Regions from separate parts of the Mus musculus genome. Here region 1 is linked to region 2. A link is a loop called in an ENCODE intact Hi-C map of the cell type or tissue named here. Cell type or tissue: gastrocnemius. All regions are shown on one strand. Each heading gives the region's core, and the rest is flanking DNA. Links, peaks and the distances in the headings are about the cores only.

Evidence for each region. Hi-C counts contacts between places; a loop is a spot of excess contacts. Peaks named below come from ENCODE experiments on the same cell type or tissue, not always from the same donor. Only the 100,000 strongest peaks of a DNase experiment are listed, where the experiment ranks them.
Region 1: a loop joins it to region 2, with 4 times the contacts of the local background. A loop is called at or near these places in 29 of 42 quality-filtered maps.

The regions. Positions count from the first base shown.
Region 1 is chr1:161,963,772-161,974,096 of GRCm38, forward strand. 4930558K02Rik (RIKEN cDNA 4930558K02 gene) reads right to left here. Exons shown (of 7, transcript NM_001204904.1): 2 at 4,140-4,225; 3 at 1,051-1,135. Pigc (phosphatidylinositol glycan anchor biosynthesis, class C) reads left to right here and starts at 5,417. Exons shown (of 2, transcript NM_001039045.1): 1 at 5,417-5,508; 2 at 6,469-9,664. The coding sequence starts at 6,680. The coding sequence ends at 7,573. In gastrocnemius, for the core only: a CTCF peak has its summit at 5,321 (motif pointing right); a DNase peak (open chromatin) is centred at 5,410; H3K4me3 peaks cover 2,073 bases; H3K27ac peaks cover 1,794 bases.
Region 2 is chr1:161,872,131-161,882,455 of GRCm38, forward strand. Suco (SUN domain containing ossification factor) reads right to left here and starts at 4,552. Exons shown (of 24, transcript NM_001357402.1): 1 at 4,181-4,552. The coding sequence starts at 4,242. In gastrocnemius, for the core only: a CTCF peak has its summit at 4,481; DNase peaks (open chromatin) are centred at 4,222, 4,756, 5,144 and 5,783; H3K4me3 peaks cover 3,125 bases; H3K27ac peaks cover 2,485 bases.

The DNA.
Region 1 (10,325 bases), core at 3,341-8,340, 93 kb after region 2:
GGTCCATCTCTTGACTGATACTCCTTCCTTTGCCTGAGTCTCTTTCTGCTCTTTCTCTAAACTGGTTCCGGATTATAGGTGTTACCTTCAAGCCAAGCAGGTGACACTTCTTCCCTCTCTTCTCACCCCTCCTCCACCTGCAATGACCTTCCCTCCCATCTTCTCAGGTACTTTGCCCCAGTCTCTGATATCTGTGGTTATCATCAGTTTTGTCCCATCCAGCTTGCCCCTGCTCTGCTTGTGTGGGCTGCAATTGGATTACTCATTTCTGAATTGTGTTAGAATAAATAGGAAGGGGGCATGAGGACTCCTAACAATTGCTGCTTATAGTAACTGAGTGCTACGAGTTGGGCGCTGGGCCAAGGGCTGTGGGAACTCACCTTCAGGTGCTACCTTGCAACAGCTCCAGGAATCCCTACAGTTTTTACAAGTGAAAACTATCATGACTGTCACTGGGGTGTCCCTCCTTTCCCTCTTTCCACAAGAGCTAAGAGCTCCAGCACCTTAGCTCAGCCACCTAGGCTGCTAGGGGCCGGCAGCACCAGCTGTATTGGATTTCCATAAGCTGAATGGGAAGGTTCCCTGGGAGTGGGATGTGTTTGTAAAAGATGCAGGTAATTCATGGGGCTGAGGAGGAAGCTGGTTTAATGCCTCTGGAAACCAGGACTCATCCAGCTACAAGCTGAGGAGCTATCTTTGAAGGGCTTTGACAGACTCTAACAAAATTAATTTCTGTTTTCCCCTTTTGGTATTTCTAACATTATTTAGTTTTAGTGATGATATACTGGGGCACTAAAATACTTGAGTCACAGTAAGGACAAATAATAAAACCTGGTTTTATGTGTGGTGATACAAATTCACTTAACTGAACAAATAAATATTCACTGAACAATGATGATGTGCCAGACACAGACTCACTTAAGAGGTTAGGAAATACATCCATCCCCATTCTCTAGTAGGGATAAAAGAAAAAGACACAATGTCTACAAAACATCCTGCTCTCTTGAAGCAAGAGACTTAAGCTGGGTTCAGTGAAGACTTTCTCAGTACCTTTGATAGGAAGTCTGGATTTTCAAGCAAGTGTGGCAAATACATATCCTTCTTGTACGAAGTCAGAACAAAGGAGGAGTGGTACCTAGGCGAGCAATGCAAAGGGGAGTTAGAATCGTAGTGTTGGGCTGGGAGAGCCTGTCCCCAGCTGGTCCAGGGAAGGCCTGGGCACCTGCCCTGCCCCTGCCCCAGCTCTGCACAGATCAGCCTTAATAGCTATGTCCCCTCTTATGCCACTTTGGTTTCCCTCTTCTTTTTCTTCCTTTTCTTTTTTGTTAATTTCAACTAACCAATGAGAGTCATGGTTGAGATGCAAATAAGTCAGGGAGAAGGGCTGCTCCTGAAAGCCAAAGTGCACAGAAGGAAGTGCTCCTTAGGTTTCTTCTCCAAGATACCTGCAATGGATGCTTTAAACACTTACCAAGAACCCATCCTTCCATGCCTGGCTGGAACTCCTAGACTTTATGCCCCTGCACACTCAAACAACTCACCTCTGTCCTCCCACACAGAGCATCTTTCCCTGGAACATTCTCCCCAGTTGCTGGGAAACATGAAGATGCGACAGGGCAACACCAGTTGTCTCCACAAGCTAACCCAGCCTCCCATTGAAGATCATTTAGTTAAAGAATGAGGGGCTGAGGCCTTGGTGTGGGGACAGAGAGACACTGAGATGGAGACATGGAATGCTGATCTTTTGCCAAGAACACCTCTCCGCTTTCGTGAGAAGGGATTTCATCGTTCATTCTTCATGGGAAAGGAGTGTGGTGTTCGGGAAGTATTTGTTTCGTTTCTCTTGTCGCTTCCCTGAGTCCTAGGAAGCTGGGGAGGTGGTCTGATGTAAATTCCTCTGCGAGCTTCTCTGTTATGGGAATGGGCTGCCTCAGATTTATTATCCCCAAACCGACCATGAAAGGCAAGAAGGCTGGCTTAGTCCTGCTTCGCTGTAACCTCTTACTAACCGGTGTGGGTTCAGCACAGTTCGGCCAAGCTGGGAGGGTGCTTCTGGAAGCTTCCTATGGCACTTCCATGTTGCTTCTGGGGTGGTGTGTGTGTGTGTGTGGGGGGGTGTCTCACTTCCATCCCCACAGCTGTGTTCCAGAGCTTGTTTGAAGCTGGCATAGTCTGAGACACATTCCTCTAAACATCCCTTTACCTTTTTCTAGACCATTCTATTAGATCTGCTTGCCCACGGGTGCGTAGGTAATACTTTGAGTTCACTGAACTATCCCTAAGAACTAATCCCCTAAGAGTTGAGGGAAGTTACTGCCAAACAAAGAGTGTGGGACTTGGAACTCTGGACAAATACATTTTGTCCTTAAAAAAATAGCTATGTATCAATTCTCCTCTTTCCTTTTCCAATAAGCTGTATTTTTATCCTGCCCTCTGAGAGGTGAGGGCACTCCATAGGTACTGTTTACTCACCTCACACGTTTTATGAGGTAAGTAGGCTCATTTCTCCAACCAGACACCAAGATTGCTCCCTCAGTCTTAGCGTTTGATTGGAAAGAATTTCACTTACTACCTTAAGTAACTTCTTATCACTCACCTACATTTGGCCGGTGGTGGTGGTGGTGGTGTGTTTCTGTGTCCCTTTCCAGATGCTGTAGATAGCCCCGTCTCCCTGACAACCCTGACCTTGACTCTGAAACAGGTACCATGCCTGCCCAGTTGAGTACTAAGCCTGCCTCTCTCAAGCTCTGCTCTGCTCTCCACTTCCTGCCTTTCACCAGAGGCTCAGACAGAGGACAGGGGAGTTGGAGGCAAGATGAACATGCACTGGGATGCCCCTGGTTCAGAGTGCATCTAATGGGCAGGGAGTACTAAGGGATGGTGGCGGTTAGCTTATTAATGTCAGGCATTAGCAATTGAAAGTTTCTATATTTCTAATTAGAAAACTGAGCGTATTTGGCCCTGGACTCAGATATCTGAGGCAACATTGACTGAGGAAGAGGGAGTGTCACCTTTGGCCAGTTCTTCCATTCACTGCTACTTCCATCTGACCAACCTAATCAGTGTGGCTTCCAGCTGACTGCATGTGAGCTTATGACATAGTCGAATTGAAAACGGATGCTAAGTTATCATTTACTCACGATGACTCTTGAGGTGTTATCAACTCTTAGTGGGTATATTACTTTGATACTTCCTAAACAAACCTTTGAGTTTATTGAACCTCTCATTGCTCATGCCAGATAAACACACACACACACACACACACACACACAACATGCACTCAAATGTTTGCTCTGAAAATACACAAAATCATCTATCAGCCTTTTGAGAACTGTTTTAAAGAGTAGACAAAGCAGACATGTGTTATGGAGGCATGGATGCCCCTCATGTGGTCATTTGCTCACAGACCTAAAGATGTATGACGATTATCAACAGGAAAAGAAACTCTTTGAGCCTGTGCTCTCTCTAGCAACCATTTCCAGTCTAAGACAAGCCTATGGAACTGCCTCTGCACCGTCCTTGCTCATCCCCGATTCCTTATTTCCCGCCATCATCTCACAACCTACATTTCTCTCAGAGATTTATCACCACACCCAGGGACAACTTAACTGTAAGGGGCGGGGAGGTGTTGAATGAAGAACTTAATTATTTTAAGTAGAAGCTGAAATGCCCCATACATATAAATCCTCAGTTTTCAAAATCAGAAATGTGTTATCTATTGGCTTTGTGAGGGCATGAGCGACCCATGAAACTGGAGGAGGCCCCACGTGAAATACAGCTATTGCTACTCTATAAAGATGGCGTGTTATAGTTCTAGGTTATTGATAATTAGAATTCGAAGACTAGAAATTGAAGCGGGGTGGGGGGAAACTATGGAAGTGTTTTGAGTTACAGTGTCTGTGGTTGAATAGTACACGCAGAAATGAAGGTTATGGCGGCTCTCATTTCTTCTAGCCAGGCCTTTACATAGCATAACCTTTGTCTGAGAAACCCAGGGCGTTTCTTTCTTTTTTCTTTTTCTTTTTCTTTTTTTTGCATTCGACTTGGTTTCTCAACAGGGCACATGCACCTCTCCACCTTAAGAGTACAACCACTGAGCTCTGCCTCGAAGGCTCTGTCCTCAGAAGCTGGGAAGTTACCTTCTGGGGATGCTCAGGATCAATGGTTTGTTTACCAGGCTGGCCTCACTCAGCCAAGGAATCTTGTCAAACTTTGGAACAAAAGCCTACAGAGAGAGAAATGGAAAGAGATCAGGTTGCAGAGTTTATCACACTTCCGAAGACTAAATCTTAAAGGGAGTCACAGGGCCAGAGAGATGCCTTGGTGGCTAACAGCACTCCTTCCTCTTGGAGAAAAGCCAGGTTTAGTTGACAGCACCCACAAGCCAGCTCATGACTGCCTGTAACTATAGCGGCAGGGGACCTAGCACCTTCTTCTGACCTCCACAGACACCTGGAGTCAGGAGCACATATGTAGACATAATTAAAAACAAAATATTAAAAAAAAGTTAAAATACTTGACCAGTGCTGGTATTACAATAAGCAAAGTAAGCTAACAGCAACCACACAGCAATCAATACATTGCAAACTATTTTAACACGAGAGTCCTCCAACCATTCCATAAGGTGGCCAAGAACAAATAAGCGCCTTCTTTCTTTTACAGACAAAGAATTCAAAGCCCAGATAGTGTGAATATGAATAAATGGGTTCATGCTTTCTGCCTCTGTGTCCACACTATTTAACAGTCTCTATATTTTAAATTCTTCGAGCTTCCATCTATTTATAAATCCTGTGACACTTCCAAGACCCCAGTTGAAAATCAGCAATCTCTCGTCCCAAAGGCTCTCCACCCTCATCTCTTTTAGGTGGCAAAGTCTAGGAAAGGATCCAGCTTTGGAGCCATCCACATTTGGATATTTCTGATCTACTTGCAATTACTAACCAGCTGCCTGACTTTGGTCAAAAACAAACTAATGATCGCATCGTCTCTGTGCAAGTCAACGCACAGGATGCTATGTGAGATCTGGGATCTCCCCGACTCCCCCCCCCTTTTTTTTTTTTTTTTTTTTTTTTTTTTTTTTTTTTGGTGAATACCAGAAGCCTGGTTTGGCACCTATAGGAGGAGGGTTTGGATGCATGGAAAGTCCCTTGGCTGAGAGCCTGTCAACACATGTCATGGTAACCTTGCAGTTACCAGTCTTCCACCAGCCCCGCGACTCTTCCTGCCTTCTCCTGCCTTCCACACCCTGTGAAGTAATTCCCACTGAGGGATTTGCTTCCCAGGCTTAGCATTCCACTAGGAGCAGATTGCCAGGAGAGGAGCAATCAGTAGAGGGCAGCAGTGACCTCGCGGTGTGGAGTCTCGGGGCGGGACGCTTTGGCCGCCGAGTGCTGCGGATCCGGAAGTGCTCCTCCACAGTAGTCCCCTTCCAAGCCGGCGTCCCGGATGTAGAAGTAGCTAGGCGGCCGCTCTTCTCGGTCGTGCACCCCCCTAAAGAGCTTGGTGCAGGTGGGTTCCGGCGTCCTTCGCTGTGAGCGCTTCCGGCTGATCCAAGGCTGGGGCGGGGGTCGGCAGCGGCGGGCGGGGCAGGCCGGTTGGGTGAGTGGTAGCCCAAGACCCTTCGCCGCCCGGTGACGGGGACCTTTCAAATCCCGAGGTCCCAGTGCGTGAGGGCCGACTCCAGGGTGTACGGCTTTTAAAGCAAAGGTCTATCCTAGCCTCCACGAAAAATACAGACGGTCCGGCAGGAAGTTCTTTCTCGAATTTGCTGAATGACCTCTGTGTTTACGACTGGGATGATTGTTTTCTTGATCCTGCGCTAGAGTTTTGCTGTTTCAGTTAATTAGGATGATATAGCACTTTAAAGGATAGTAAGTTCAGCTAATGAACAAAAAAGATTTGAGTTCTTGGTTTGGGCTAAAACTATAGAGAGATCATGCCCTTTTGTACGGTGCAGGTTATTGTCATTCGACCGATAACTTATTCAGATACCTTTGGGGACCTAGTAACGGCTATGGATGGATTCTGTCCCTATAAATTTGCGTAAGTTGCAAATATAATCATGCAAAAATAGTATAAACCTTAGAGTGTATGAATGCCCAAGTTAAGACTGGCTTAGAGAAGGACGACCAGAAGCAGAGACTTTGACACTAGACTTTTGTAGGAGGTCTGGCTCCACGCTGTTAGCCTGGGACCTAAATACTCTACTGTTTTGAAACTCAGATGTCTTATTAGGTAAACTCATAACTGGTATTAACTTGTAAGGCTGTGACAGTTAAAGAAGGTGCATAAGACATTTAACATTCTGAGTTAGATGCAGATATCAATTATTAAGACTACACTTTAAAATGTGAAGGCTTAATGCCGCATTATGTCACCAGACACAATTTATCTAGGCTTTCAGTAAGCCAAGTTGTTTTTTATTGTATCTGATGCCAGCTTCCATATATTTACAGTTCTCTCTTCTAGGAATTTAGCTGTGTTGTCCTGACCCTCAGGACAAACTCATCTAATGCAGGCTCAGCTTGTACTGAAGGCTTTGTAAACAAGGAAAGTTCTGTAGGGTATCAGCATGGCATTTCCAGAGAGTTCTTAATCTACAGATTTATCAAGAACCAGAACCCCATGGACGTCCCTGAGGGAGATTGAGCCAACCTGGATTTGAGGAAAGAATGAGATAATGTGTGCTCAACGTGTAACAGACACCCCAGAAGTCAAGTGGCAGAAGGTTTTATATGAGCGGCAGCCGTTCCCTGATAACTATGTTGACCAGAGGTTCCTGGAAGAACTCCGGAAAAACATCTATGCCCGGAAGTACCAGTACTGGGCTGTGGTATTTGAGTCCAGTGTGGTGATACAGCAGCTGTGCAGTGTCTGTGTTTTTGTAGTGATCTGGTGGTACATGGATGAGGGTCTTCTGGCTCCCCAGTGGCTTTTTGGGACCGGACTGGCATCTTCCTTGGTTGGGTATGTTTTATTCGATCTTATCGATGGAGGTGATGGACGGAAGAAGAGTGGGCGGACCCGGTGGGCCGACCTGAAGAGTACTCTGGTCTTTATCACTTTCACTTACGGTTTTTCACCTGTGCTAAAGACCCTGACGGAGTCTGTCAGTACAGACACTATCTACGCCATGGCAGTCTTTATGCTGTTAGGCCATCTCATCTTCTTTGATTACGGTGCCAATGCTGCTATTGTATCCAGCACCCTGTCCTTGAACATGGCCATCTTTGCTTCTGTTTGCCTGGCCTCACGCCTCCCCCGGTCACTCCACGCCTTCATTATGGTGACGTTTGCTATCCAGATCTTTGCACTGTGGCCCATGTTACAGAAGAAACTGAAGGCGTACACCCCGCGAAGCTATGTAGGGGTCACTTTGCTTTTTGCCTTTTCTGCCTTTGGAGGTCTTCTGTCCATTAGTGCTGTGGGAGCCATACTCTTTGCTCTCCTGCTGTTTTCCATCTCCTGTCTCTGCCCTTACTACCTCATTCATCTGCAGCTTTTTAAGGAAAATATTCACGGGCCTTGGGATGAAGCTGAAATCAAGGAAGACTTGTCTAGGTTCCTTAGCTAATCTAGGGACCTTCATTTCATTATTAAGACCAGCGGAAAGACTTCGAGCCTAACCGGTGCAACATTTAAAGGCAGGGGTCCACTCTTGAAGCAGCCGACTGATCTAGATGGTAGAGCTGAGATCAGAAGAAAGCATTTAACCAAGGGCTTAGGGGAGGGTGCTTGTCCTTCAGTTATTTTGTGACTGAAAAAGCTTTCTGGTGCTGTTATGAATTATTGTCCTTTATTCCCTGTAACAAATGATGTAATGTGGGTTCTGCTTATTAAAAAAGTAATATCCATTGCATTGTCTAGTATTTTAAAAAAAACAAAACAAGGAAACCCTTATTTATGTGTGTATAAGAGAGGGGGTTTGTCTATTTCCAGTATGTATGTCCCACGCATCAAATTCAGGCCCTGGCAACAGGCCTTTACCAGCTGAGCCATCACACTGGCCCTGTCTCATTTTTATGAGAGCATAAGACAAAAGTAGTATGAAGGTGTGTGTGTGTGTGTAAAAGTGTAATCAGTTGTTTAGCCTTTTCTGTGTATACTAAGGGACACCTTTATATATCTAGAGCCCAAATTTGAGAATCCCTGATGGTGGCATCCAGTTTGTTGTCCAATACCACAGAAGTGGTCACTCAAGGAGAGCTACATGCCATAGAAACAAAACGTTAGCGATATGAAAGAGGCTGGAGGGTGAGTTCATCTCAGGCAGTTAGGAAACCAGAGGTGACATTTAATTTACTCGTGGAGGATAGCAGGTGAAAGCCTTTGAGAAACAGATAGGTAATACTAGTGAGAATGGAAAACTATGGACCAAGCAAGTGTGCCCAGTGAGGGCAGCTGTTACCGCTCCAAAAGTGTTGTTTCTACTCAGTTTGGGAGTCATACCTGTGGCTCAGAGAAAGTAAATATTGCAGTAACTGTGATTCTGATTCGTAATATGAATATACTTTGTGAACTGTCTCAAATTTAATTCAGATTACAAAAACATTTGCAGGCAAGATGTGACTACATATGATAGTCAAAGCACAATGATGGGAACGTGATGGGATTTAGTCACAGAGATCTGGGGGAGGAACGAAAGAGTGGGAGCTTGAGTCACTGAGTTCGGCTCTGTTGATCAAGTAATTGGACCCTGCTGCTGGTGATGAGCAATCCATCTTGTCTAAAGATGGGACAAATTGTGAAGTCTGGAATTACCTAACCGTTCAGTTCTCAGCTTTCACCTTTAATATTGAAGAATTGTTGCAATAGATAAGCTGTGTGAAGCGTCTTGAAGAGAGCCCAACCCGAAGCTCGATGTTAGTGCTGAGCACCTCAAATGCAAAATTCTGAAATCTGAAATGCTCCAGGATCTGCTCTGAAAGGTTTTGAGCACCAATGCTATGCCCTGTGAAAATTCTACATTCTATTCCATGAAATCTGTGCAAAACTATTTAAGAAGTATAAAACTGTCTTAATATGGTATATAAGTTGTATATGAAGTAATTAAGTCTTATGTTTAGATGGGTCCTGTTCTCAAGCTATCTCTATGTAAAAATTTCAAAATCTGAGGGAAAAAATTAAAAATGTTTTTGGTATTGGATAAGGGACATTGGAGGTGTCATAACAGTTGGAATGTAGGTTAAATTTGAAGAGGGCAAAGGCACAAAATGAATGAGGTACTTTCTCCAGTGGCTGCTTCCATCTGTGCAAGTGGTACTTGCCCTCTGCTTGTTGTAAGTAGTCTCAAATTAGAACTAACAAGCGGGTAGTAGTATAGCATATTACTATACTGTGAAGTAATCCTTTTTATTTTTCTGGTTTCTCATAAAAATCTTGACGAGGAATTTCAACTAATGCCATTTTTTTATGTTTACTGTTATTGATGAAGATTGTTTCATGATTAAAAAAAAAGTGGGTTATTGTCCCCCAAGATCACTTACCCTGCTTTCTCAAACCCACGGGCACTTGGTTTGGGGGGGAAAAGACAAAGAACTGCCCCATGGAGCCCAAAGCATCCAGGCATTGCCTGTGATGGATTGTACACATTGTGTCTCCAAATTGGCACGAATTATTCATCGTTCACATCAACGGATGGCAGTTGGATGTAAAAAGGTATTGTAAAAAAAAAAAAAAAGAAAAGAAAAGCTGTGGGGTTTGTTTTTATTTTTTCACGGTTTAATACATTGCCTTATCTGAATGGGTTTCCAGTTGTCGACTTTAGGAAACTCATTGCCAGTGAGCAGAATTTTCCAAAAGGTTGAGCCACTCGTAAGAGTTGTGGGGCAAATGACTATGACTGCTGTCATCTCCAGCTCTTTTCTATCACTTTTGTCTGGAGTCACCCAGTACTCAATCGTATTTGTGGTTCTAGAAGGTCAGTGTGGAAGTGGTGGGGGATGGGGAGTTGTAAGATGCTCTTGAGTTTGAGGGGGAAGATACAGCAGTGTGTTTGGATACTAAGGGGGCTGAAGGAGAGAAAGTACCACAAGCAGGATCCAGAGTGGATCCATTGTTCGGTCCACAGGGACCTAAAGCATCCTGGTGATGAACAGAAGCTTGGGGTAAGGGGATTATAGGTCTCAGAGAGCTGAGTGCTTTGTAGTACAGGATCCTGCCCTTAATGGCAATCTCAGGGACTTTAAAGAGATAAGCTAAGCCACTGTATGTTAGTATTACAGAGCCTTATATACAAGTGAAGTCTAAAGACTGGCAGCAGTTTTGAGGCTGAGCATGGAGAGTGCCTGTGGCAATTCTGGAGAAAAGTGAGGGTCTGGATGGAG
Region 2 (10,325 bases), core at 1,920-6,919:
AAGCAGTAAACACACACACACACAAACATTTTCCAGGTAAAAGACAGAATAGGAATTTTCGACAATTCCATATAAAAAGAAAGCAGTTTCTTATATAGTTTGCTTCTTGTTTTTCTGCTCATATATTAATTAACAAAAGAAGCTAGGGGCTAGAGAGATGGCTCAGCAGTTAAAAGCACTGACTTTTTTCTTCCAGAGGTCCTGCGTTCAATTCCCAGCAACCATGTGGTGGCTCACAACCATCTGTAATGGGATCTGATGCCTTCTTCCGTTATTTCTGATGACAGCTACGATGTACTTATATTAGATAGGTAGGTAGGTAGGTAGGTAGGTAGATAGATAGATAGATAGATAGATAGGTAGGTAGATAAAATTTTTAAAAAAGCTGGAAAAATTATCAGAGGAAAAAACAAAGAATACAGAAATCACAACTCAAGGAGGGAAAAATCTCTTCCATCTATAAAAACTAGACTAAGGTCAAAAAACATCACCATCTTGATTTACACAGCTCCCAGTGCTCCCCTACTGCACCTCCCTCCACTTATGACCATGACCTACCACCTCCAGAATCTGTCAGGCAGTCCATTCTATCTTTGATAGTAATCTAATTAAAATATCAATATGGCTGCCTCTTTCCTTCTTATTTAACCTATTTCACTCGCTCATCTTCTATCCTGCTAAACTCAGAGTTCGCCTGGGCAATAATTTTCTTCAAAACTCTATCCTTTTCAAGTCTTCTCCACCCTTACTAAACACTCCAGAAAACCCCACAAGAATGTTCCCTCTGCTTGTAACACAAGTCTCCCACCTTGACTATTCTATTCACCCTAGAAACCATTAATAGATGAGAACTAATGTTCACAGAAATAACAACCCAAAGGCATATGATTGATGAATGGAGGACAGGAAAGACTCTAAAATACAAACCCTTCATTAGATTCACCTCATGTCCTTTTAAGTACCTTTATTGTATGTTAAATATATCAAAGTTTTTTAACGTCAAGGTTTTAGTCTAAATATTAGCTCCTCTAAGCTCATCCTTTGAGTCACAGAAAAAAATCTGTTACTATTTTTAAAAATTAGCCTTTTTTAGATTAATGTAAAGAGTTCTGGTTCTTAGGGGTTAGCTGCAGACATATTAAGAACTAAAGGCAGATATGTAAAGGAAGAGTAAAGCTCTGGTTTACCTCCGGCATACCATGACTCACTGGGTTTCTATACATGTCCATCTAAGATGGAGGGATTGCTCTGCTTTAACTAAACAACTTACTACATGTATTTTAAAACAAACAAACAAACAGAAAAGCTAACAAAGATAATAGTACAAGCATAAACCAGTAACAAAATAGTAAGGCTAAGAAGAGTAACCATTATAAACCATTTATCTACATTTGATATAAAATAATCTCTTAAATTAAACAGTTCTCACTGAAAATTACTTTAATGAAAACAAATGGTAATATTAACAAAGTATTTTTTATCTTTCTTAAACAACTAACTTTGGTAATTATATGTACAATACTGATGCCATATTGATACATGTAGATAAATTACAAATAATTAGACACATTTTAAAGGCACATGCACCAAGTTTTACTACTAGGGAACATACTCAGAATAACTGTTCAAAGGTTTGGATCACATCGTCCACTTCAGTGTGATGATCAACTCCCCTCTGTCAATGACTGAGAGAGTTCTGCACCTTCAGCTTCTGAATAGTGTATATTATATCATAAAACTTTGAAGACTTCAGCAAACTAAGAGACATGGATATTGACTAAGGGTAAACACAATATAATAAGTCCTTGAAGGAGGAAGACAAGGGCCGTCATAAGCAGATGTTGAAGGCCAAAATGAGAGGTTGAAGTGATGAGAGACAGGAGAGAGAATCTATGCAACACCTAGAAGCTGAAAAAGTCAAAGAACTGGAGTCTCCCCCTCAGGGTCTCCAGAATGAAGCAGCCATGCCACCTTAATACTTGCCCCAGTGAGACTGATTTTGGACTCCTGTACACACACCCTACAACTATAAAACAACTATGTGTACGCCAGTGGATTTCTGGTAATTTGTTATAGCAGCAGTAGGAGCTTACAAGGAGGCTTCTTAGTTGAGATAGTTTCAGTACTAAAAACGAGAGAGGCCACTCACTCAAGCTTTCAAGATTCACAATATTCAATACACAGTAAACATAAGAAAAACACCTTTGAATGCTTTTATAATGAAAGACAGCATGCTCTTACTGTTTTACAAAGTGCATGTGTTATCTCATTTGCTTCTAATAACTTTGGTATGAATGGATCAATTTTATCATACTGAGGCTCTAAAAACTAAAGTTCAAAGGAATTATATAGCATGTCCAAGTACACATATCTAGTAAGTGATGGTACTGTATCTGTCTAAAAACACAGGCCTTATTTAACCTATAGTCAGTCAGAGGACCACTGTAGTGAGGAGCCTGTATTACAAGCTGCTTAGGTTCAAATCTAAATTTTAGAATGCAGTAGCTGCTTAGCCATGTTACTCTGTTGCAAGCATAACTTTAGCCTCTCTATTTATTCATCTGTAAAATACAGAATTCAACTAATAATATCTACCTAAGAGGACCTTGCTGACAAAGATGCTAAAACGTACACATGCCACATGCTTGGTACAGATAACAATAAATATTAGCTATCACTGTTCTTCTGTAGCTACACTACAATTACACCTAGAATACACTGTACTACTTAACCAAGAATTGTGATTAGCAGTGTGCAAAAGAAAAAAATAGCAACCAGAATGAATAGATAGGATGCATTTTGGTTTTCTGTTAAGGTAAATCTATAGCACTCTAGGCAGGAAAAGAGAAAAGGCAGAAGGCTGTATCACACACAATCTATCAACTATGACAGTATAAGATCAAACTAAACTGCAGTAATAGTAATAGAGTAAGTCCTGGGTAGACCCTAGAACTGATTATTATATGAACATAGAATACTCAATCTACAAAAGAGAAGTGGGTAACAAAATCTGGAGATAATTTCTGAATGAGGGGAGAAAAGGCTAGTAAGAGAAGCTCACCAACTCTAAGAAATTGCTACCTAATCCTACACTGGTTTCAGGTACCAGTTTCTCTTAAGGAGTATTTAAAGGATTCAGAATGACAAGAAATACAGTCTTTCCAGTCAGATTTTCTCAGACAAGTGTTTTCTTGAGCCCATATTAATATATTATTCTATGTGAGCAACAACTCTACAACTTGAGCACCTCTGGATTCCATTACACCCATAAAAAAAAGGGAATTATTACTGGCGCTTTGAAGACATAAGGTAAATAAGAAAGTGTGTTTAGATTTTAGTATAAGAAGCAAAATCTCTTTAACACAAAGGCCATCACTTTCAGTCACCAAGTCTCAAGGCTCTTTGGGAATTCCTTCAGAAAGAATGGCTTTTCCAAGTACACCTTTAGCAATCCTTTGGTTCATAAGCTATGTCTGCTCCTGGACATCCAGAGATGTGCTTGAAATTAACTTGAACTCCATAGAACTTCAGAGAAAGGGACAGAGCGGGTCGCAAAAACCGTTTCCTTTCTAGTGCCAAAGAACATGCCCCAAAACTATGGCTGACTCCACATCTGTGATAATCCTCTCCCACCAGGCTAACCGAAAAAGGGCTTCATCAGGGATCCCGCCCGCCCCACGCCGCAGGGTTTCAAGGAGCAGCCCCAAAAGTACTATTGGTCAAGATTGTGCAAGACCTGACCAGAAGAACAACAGTTTAGACATTACTCTTACCCTCATGACGACTCACGTTTTCAAAATCACAGGTCCGGAACACATCACACCTGACTCGCCCCTGCCCTTACCTCATAACGAAAGCAAATGAACTGACAGCAAAACTGAGTAACTCACTCACTAGCTTTCTGAACACTACCCAAACTGCCCTAACTGCGGTGATGGGGTACCCGAGTACAAAGGCAAAAAGTGATCCCCAATATCCCCTTCTCTCCCTGCTGGAACTCTGCAAATTCCAAAACACAACTCGTAAACCACAAGAGGAAGAGCTGGGTGGCCGCTGTGTCCCTGGCTTAGGAGCAGGAGCACCAAGCAACCCAAAAAGCCGAGATGATTTGGGGGTGTGACCCGACCTACTCCCTCTTTCATCCCCACGGGAAGTCCCCAGAGGCCGGCCCCTTACTCACCAGACTAGAGAGCAGAGAGAGAGGCAGGAGACCAGGGCCAAGGCCCGCCGGTACTTCTTCATCTTCTCCTCCTTCTTCCCCCTGCCAGGAGGCGGCACATCCTCCCCACAGCAGCCACTGTCGAGGCCAAGATGGAGGAGCCGGAGCAGAAACGCGAGGATGGGACCGAGAGTCCGAAGAGCAGTGGGGCTTGGGGAGCGGTTCCGCAGCGGCTCGCGTCCCGGATGGCCTCCCCGAGAGGCCCACGGCAACGGGAATAGGGACGCTTCACAGGAGCGCTCGGGAGACTGCCGCCGCCGCCGCTCTGTCTGCCCGCTCGCCCGCGCCCGCCTCCTCCGGCCTTCGCCGCCACTGCCTCCCCATCCCCGCCCCGCCCGCCCGGGCCCTCGCTCCGTGCTGCCGGCGACCAACGGCCGCCGCGTACTCGCCTCTCAGCAGCCAATCCCCGGCCGGGCCAGCGCACCTCGCACTCCACTGAGCTGGGTGGAAGGAGACGCGTCACCCACGTCCCTCTCGGCTCGCGCTCCACAAGTCACAGCGCGGGCCACGCCCCCTCCGCTGACAAAGCTCCAAAACGCCACAACCGCCGCCCAACCTGCGCAGGTCCCACCCACTCGCTGGCGCTCGAACAGGAAGTCCTGTAACCCTCGGTCTTCCGCCTTTCAATGGCCTGCCCACTCTCGCTGGCACGCGCCGCCTCCGCGCACGGGTATCTGGGGCTTGTAGTCCTCCTGCCCGAACCCGCCTTTTTTTTTTTTCCTCCGTAGAACTCGCGGGTTTGGTTCTCGAGTTTTACACTTTCACTTCTCACCTTCAGACTGACTAGCTTTGTCATTTGTCATTGTTAAGTCTATAATTCTTCCTTGGAGCACAGTCATGGAACGGCCTGGAATGACTGGAGAGGGTCAGGAGAAAGCATGCTAATGCAATTTAAAAGTCGGTTTACCGGCAGTGGGTCGGGCTTACTGAGGTAGATGATGATTGGAAGGTAGAAAGAGGCGTGTCAACGTTTCCTCTCACATGATTGGCTGGGAAGGACTGAGCTTTTCTTTCACCTAAGTGAGAATTCCTACCTGCCCGCCAGATTCCTAAGATAGAGCTTTAGTGTTCTTTTTTGTTCTTTTAATTTCGGGCTGTGGGTTTGCTGCTGCAAGGCAGAAAAGACACTACGGACTCTCGGCGTCTGGAAGCAGAGAAAGCGAACTCCTACACATACTTGCTGTGAACAAGAAAAAAAAAAAGAAGTGGTGTTCACAGATGGAGACCCCAAAATCTGTAAAAAGCTGAGGCCCAGAATCCTACTTAGGGAGCGTTGGTGTGCAATCTCAGAATGCTTTGTGGCTACTGCCAGACATCTCTTCAAGTAGCTTACTGATCCTGAAAGACAGCAGTTGGAAGAGACTAGACTTTTGGCCTCTTAGTATAGCAGTTCCTTCCTCTAAGTCTCCCGTGTGCCTATTTAACATATCAAAGCAGAACTGGCTGCCACGTTCTCCCAGCATTCTTCAGTCTCTACCAGTTAGTTGCAGGATTCTTCTCATCAGCCCCTACTCCAAACTTCTCCAGCCCAGGGGCTGGGCAGCCATTCCCTCATGCACCCTTCCCTATATAATCCAGCCATTTTGGTTACCTGGCCCTTTTGGTCTGCCCTTTACCCTCCTGGCCTCTTGATCTCCTGGTCTCCTGGCTCTCCTTGCCTCCTCCACTTTCCTCACATGGCCCCTGCTCAGGTTCGTATTCACTCTGGACTCGTCCAGATGCCCCTGTCTCTGGCTATGTCTCCCTTGTATAAACCTCCTCTACCATGCCCAGGAGCAGTCATTCCCTTCCTATTTTATTTTATTTTATTTTCAGTTCCTCTCATCTATCTGCACCGCCATACCCATTAACCTCCTCCACTTCTCCCACCCTTAACTCCTGAGATCTGTGAACACTATTCTGTTCTCATCTTTGAAATTATCTTAATTTTCATGTATAAGAGAGACTACACGGCATTTGTATTTCTACCTCTGATTTTACACAACATTCTCCAATTTCATCTGTGTTACAACTAATGACAAGATTTCGTTCTTTTTATAGTTTAATGTGTAAATAAATATACTGTATTTTCTTTATCAATGGATCCCTAGGTTGCTTCCATATTTTGGCGACTGTGCAATTCCTCCTTGACATTTACCCAGGTGTTATGTTTTATATAAAAGAAAAAGCCGGGGATATGTTAGGTGGAGGCACAGTATGGAGTTGGGGGAGGGGGGCAGGGAGAAGGCTGTGCTTCTGCGGGCCCACACTGAGGCATCCCTTACCCCTGAGGAACAGCCATACAAGTATAGTATAGAATAGAGTTTATTTAGGGCATGGGGAGGGGAGTTGACAAGATAGTAGAGACAGAGAAAGGGAGAGAGAGAGGAGAGGAGTAGAGGCTAGCCATGAACACTTGGAGAGGGAGAGGAAAATGAAGGGAGAAGGGACAGAGTGGGAGAGAGTAGAAAGGCAAGCAAAAATAGAAAGAAGGGGGCAAGCAGCCCCTTTTATAGTGAGTCAGGCATAACTGTGGGGTGGAGCCTAGAAATGCTAACACCAAGCAGCAGGATTGTTGAATTGTTTGGTAGTTTTGTTTTTTTGGTTTGTGAGGGAAGATGGAGCAGAGACTGGATTGGGTGGGGAAGAGTGTCAGAAGCCCTGTGAGTACATCAGGTAATAATGGCCCACCAGGACCAGCTTCTGGAAAACAGATTAACTTACTTGGAATGATGCAAGGCTTATATACTTTGGGGAATGGGAGTAGGGTAGGAACATCTAGGATGGGCAAAGGTCACTGGATAAAGGCTTAAGGTACCAGGATGCCTCATTAACATGGAGAGGCATCCAGAAATCTCAGGTGCTAGCTGAACAGGTTCATATTGGGAGGAAGAAAGTTGAACCTGTAATCTTAACCAAGGCTATGTGATACTCTGCAGGTAGAGGTATGTGGAGGGTTAAGGTTAGAGAAGGGGGAAGCCCTGCCAGTAAAGGAAGGCCTCCATTTTGTGCTGAGCCCAGAAGGCCTTCTGGGCAATGGTAGATTTGGACCTTAATTAGCAGGGCTTTCCCATAGTTTTGGTTTGGTTTGGTTTGGTTTTCAAAGAAATCATACTGTTTTCCATGGGCCCTAAGTTACTTTTTACTGCTGTAATAAAAAATCATGACCAACAGTAATTTGGCGAAGAAAAGGGGGTATCTGGCTTACAGTCGATCCATCATAGAAAGAAGTCAGGGCAGAAGCATCAACACAAGAATCTGCAGGCAGGAACAAGAACACTGCTCCCTGCCTTTCTCCCTGTAGCTTTCCCAGCCTAATTTCTCTCCTAGATGTATGTATTTTGTTATTTTGTATATATGACTGTTTCCCCTGCATGTATGTCTGTGTAGCAACATATATGTTCCTGGTGCCCGTGGAGGTGGCAAGCTGCTATCTGGGTGTTAGAAACTGAACCCAAGTTCTTTGCAAGAATAGCAAATGCTCTTAACTACTGAGCCAATCCATCAGTAGTCCATCAGCCAGGTTTCTTATACAATTTAGGATTACGAGGCCAGGATAAGCACCCCATACAGTGAGCTGAGAACTCCCTCCTCAATGATTAAGAAAATGCCCTACAGACTTCCCTCTGTGCAATCTGATGGAGGTGTTTTCTTCATTGAGCTTTCCTGACACAGATAACTCTAGCTTATAACAAGCTGACAAAAAAAAACAGGACAACTGATTCCTTGACAACTTGACACACAAACACATCACTTGTCAACCGTAACTTTTCTTGTTTATCTTCAAGATCTCATTTGAAGACCATTATAACAATATAAAGCCTTTCAAGTTTATATGGTTCCACAGTCTCAGTTCACGTACTCAGACATGTGTAACTGTATTAGCTTAGATCCCCATGAAGAGCATAGAATAGTTCCTATTTTTCTTTACCTTAGTCAGATTTGGGGGGTCAGGGGGATCTTTTTTATAGTAGTCATTCTAACTGGAGTAAGATTACATGTTCTTTTCTTTTTTTTATTTTTGTTTTTTTTGCGGGGGGGTGTTTTGTTTTGTTTTTGTTTTTTGTTTTTTCAAGACAGGGTTTCTCTGTGTATCCCTGGCTGTCCTGGAACTCACTCTGTAGACCAGGCTGGCCTCCAACTCAGGAATTCGCCTGCCTCTGCCTCCCGAGTGCTGGGATTAAAGGCATAAGTCATCACACCCGGCACATGTTATTTTCTTAATCTGCATTTCCCTAAGAAATTGTGATGGTAATTTTCCATATAGTTATTGTATATCTTCTTTTGAGATATGGCTATTAGGTTTTCACTTGGCTCTTAATTGCATTATCTATTGTTTTGTTTGTTTGTTTTTGAAAGAGAATCTGCTATAACAAAAACTCTCTCAATTCAGTAAAATCTCAAACCTCTAACCACACACCTACACACAGTAACTAATGTTCCCTACAGGTATTTGGGTTATTCTGGAAGTTACAAAGGGACATCATGCACAGTGAACAAAAGCTCAGCCATTCCTGAAAGGTTAACAACACAGAAACTATGTAGGGGTCAGGTCCCAGCCCTGATAAAGATCAGAAAGTCTTTACTGCTGGTAAGAAAGAACAGACCGATCTCAGAACAGCAGCCAACACCTTCTGGTCATCTCTTTTGTCCTTTATCTCCCATATAAATGGTACCTAAGAAACTCAAGAAGAGAACTATTTGTCTAATTTAAGGAGGTGTTTTTTTGATTAGTAGACATTGACGTATTTTGATTTACTTGAAATTGTATCTGCTTCTTTTATTGTTAACAAAATGTTGAAAGTATGAGTGAGTGCACCTGAATTTGCTGTTTTTCTCCACCTAATGTTTTTCCTTATGTACCTTTATTTAGCTACTCTTTTTCTAAAGAAGAAGAAGAAGAAGAAGAAGAAGAAGAAGAAGAAGAAGAAGAAGAAGAAGAAGAAGAAGAAGAAGAAGAAATGAAAGAAAGAAATAGAGAGAGAGAAAGAAAGAAAGAAAGAGAGAGAGAGAGAGAAAGAAAGAAAGAAAGAAAGAAAGAAAGAAAGAAAGAAAGAAAGAAAGAAAATTACTTTTCAAGTCTTAGTATCATGTATAATCTGGCTATTTGGGGAGGAAAAGGTAAAACTGAGAAGGGGATAAGACAAGGAATTCTATTTCTAGCTAGCTGGGAACTCATTTTATCTTCTCAATGGGTGGGGGCATGCTATCCTGTAGAGTCCTGTTTATATTTCAAATAACAAAACACTCCTTCCTTGGAAAAAAAATCTTGCAATTGTGGTGCCTGTCTATAAATTTTAAAACCCAGGAAACTGAGGCAGGGGGAATTATGAGTATGAAATCAGCCAGAACCAATTTATCTGCATTAATTTTGTGTCTCTAACAGGATAATTTATACTTAATACTTTTTACTTAAATTGAAGATGTTTGTTGGGGGTTGGTCTTGTGTACTGTGTACTCAGATCCTGATTTGGTATGCAGTCTGGAAGATTGCAGGCTCAAGCATCGCTAGCCTCAATGTTAGGTAAAAATTATTTTCCATCATCTCTGATTGGTCAATAAAGAGATGACTCAGCCTATGACTAGGCAGAAGAGATAGGAAGGCTGAACTTCTGACACCAACCAGGGGTCCCAGGTACAAAGAGAAGTAAGAGAAGGATCATGAGGAAAGAAGGTAAAGAGGCAATGTGGAGAGAGCATGAGGCAGAGGGTCCAGGAGGAGTTGTGATGAGTAGGTCACAATGAGAGAGCAGACATGAGGACACATATGGGCCAGAGCAACAGGGTAAGACTCAGATTGAAGATAAAGGACCATATGGCTGGGAAATAGATAGCTTAGAGGGTTAGAAAGATGCTCACCTGCCCACTCATAGTGCTTAAAACTTATTAAAAAGTTTACTAAATCTCTATGTCAGTTACTTAGAAGCTAGAATGGGAATGCATAAGACTATCATCCTTAAGTTACTGTCTACATTTGGTTTTTGGTTTTTGTTTTTACAGATTTCTAGGCTGAGAATTCTAAAATTAATCCTCTAGGGAGGACCCAAGATCAACTGATGACTCTAGGGAGGACCAAGGATCAATCCATGACTCTAGGGAGGATCTAAGAACAACTGATGACTCTAAG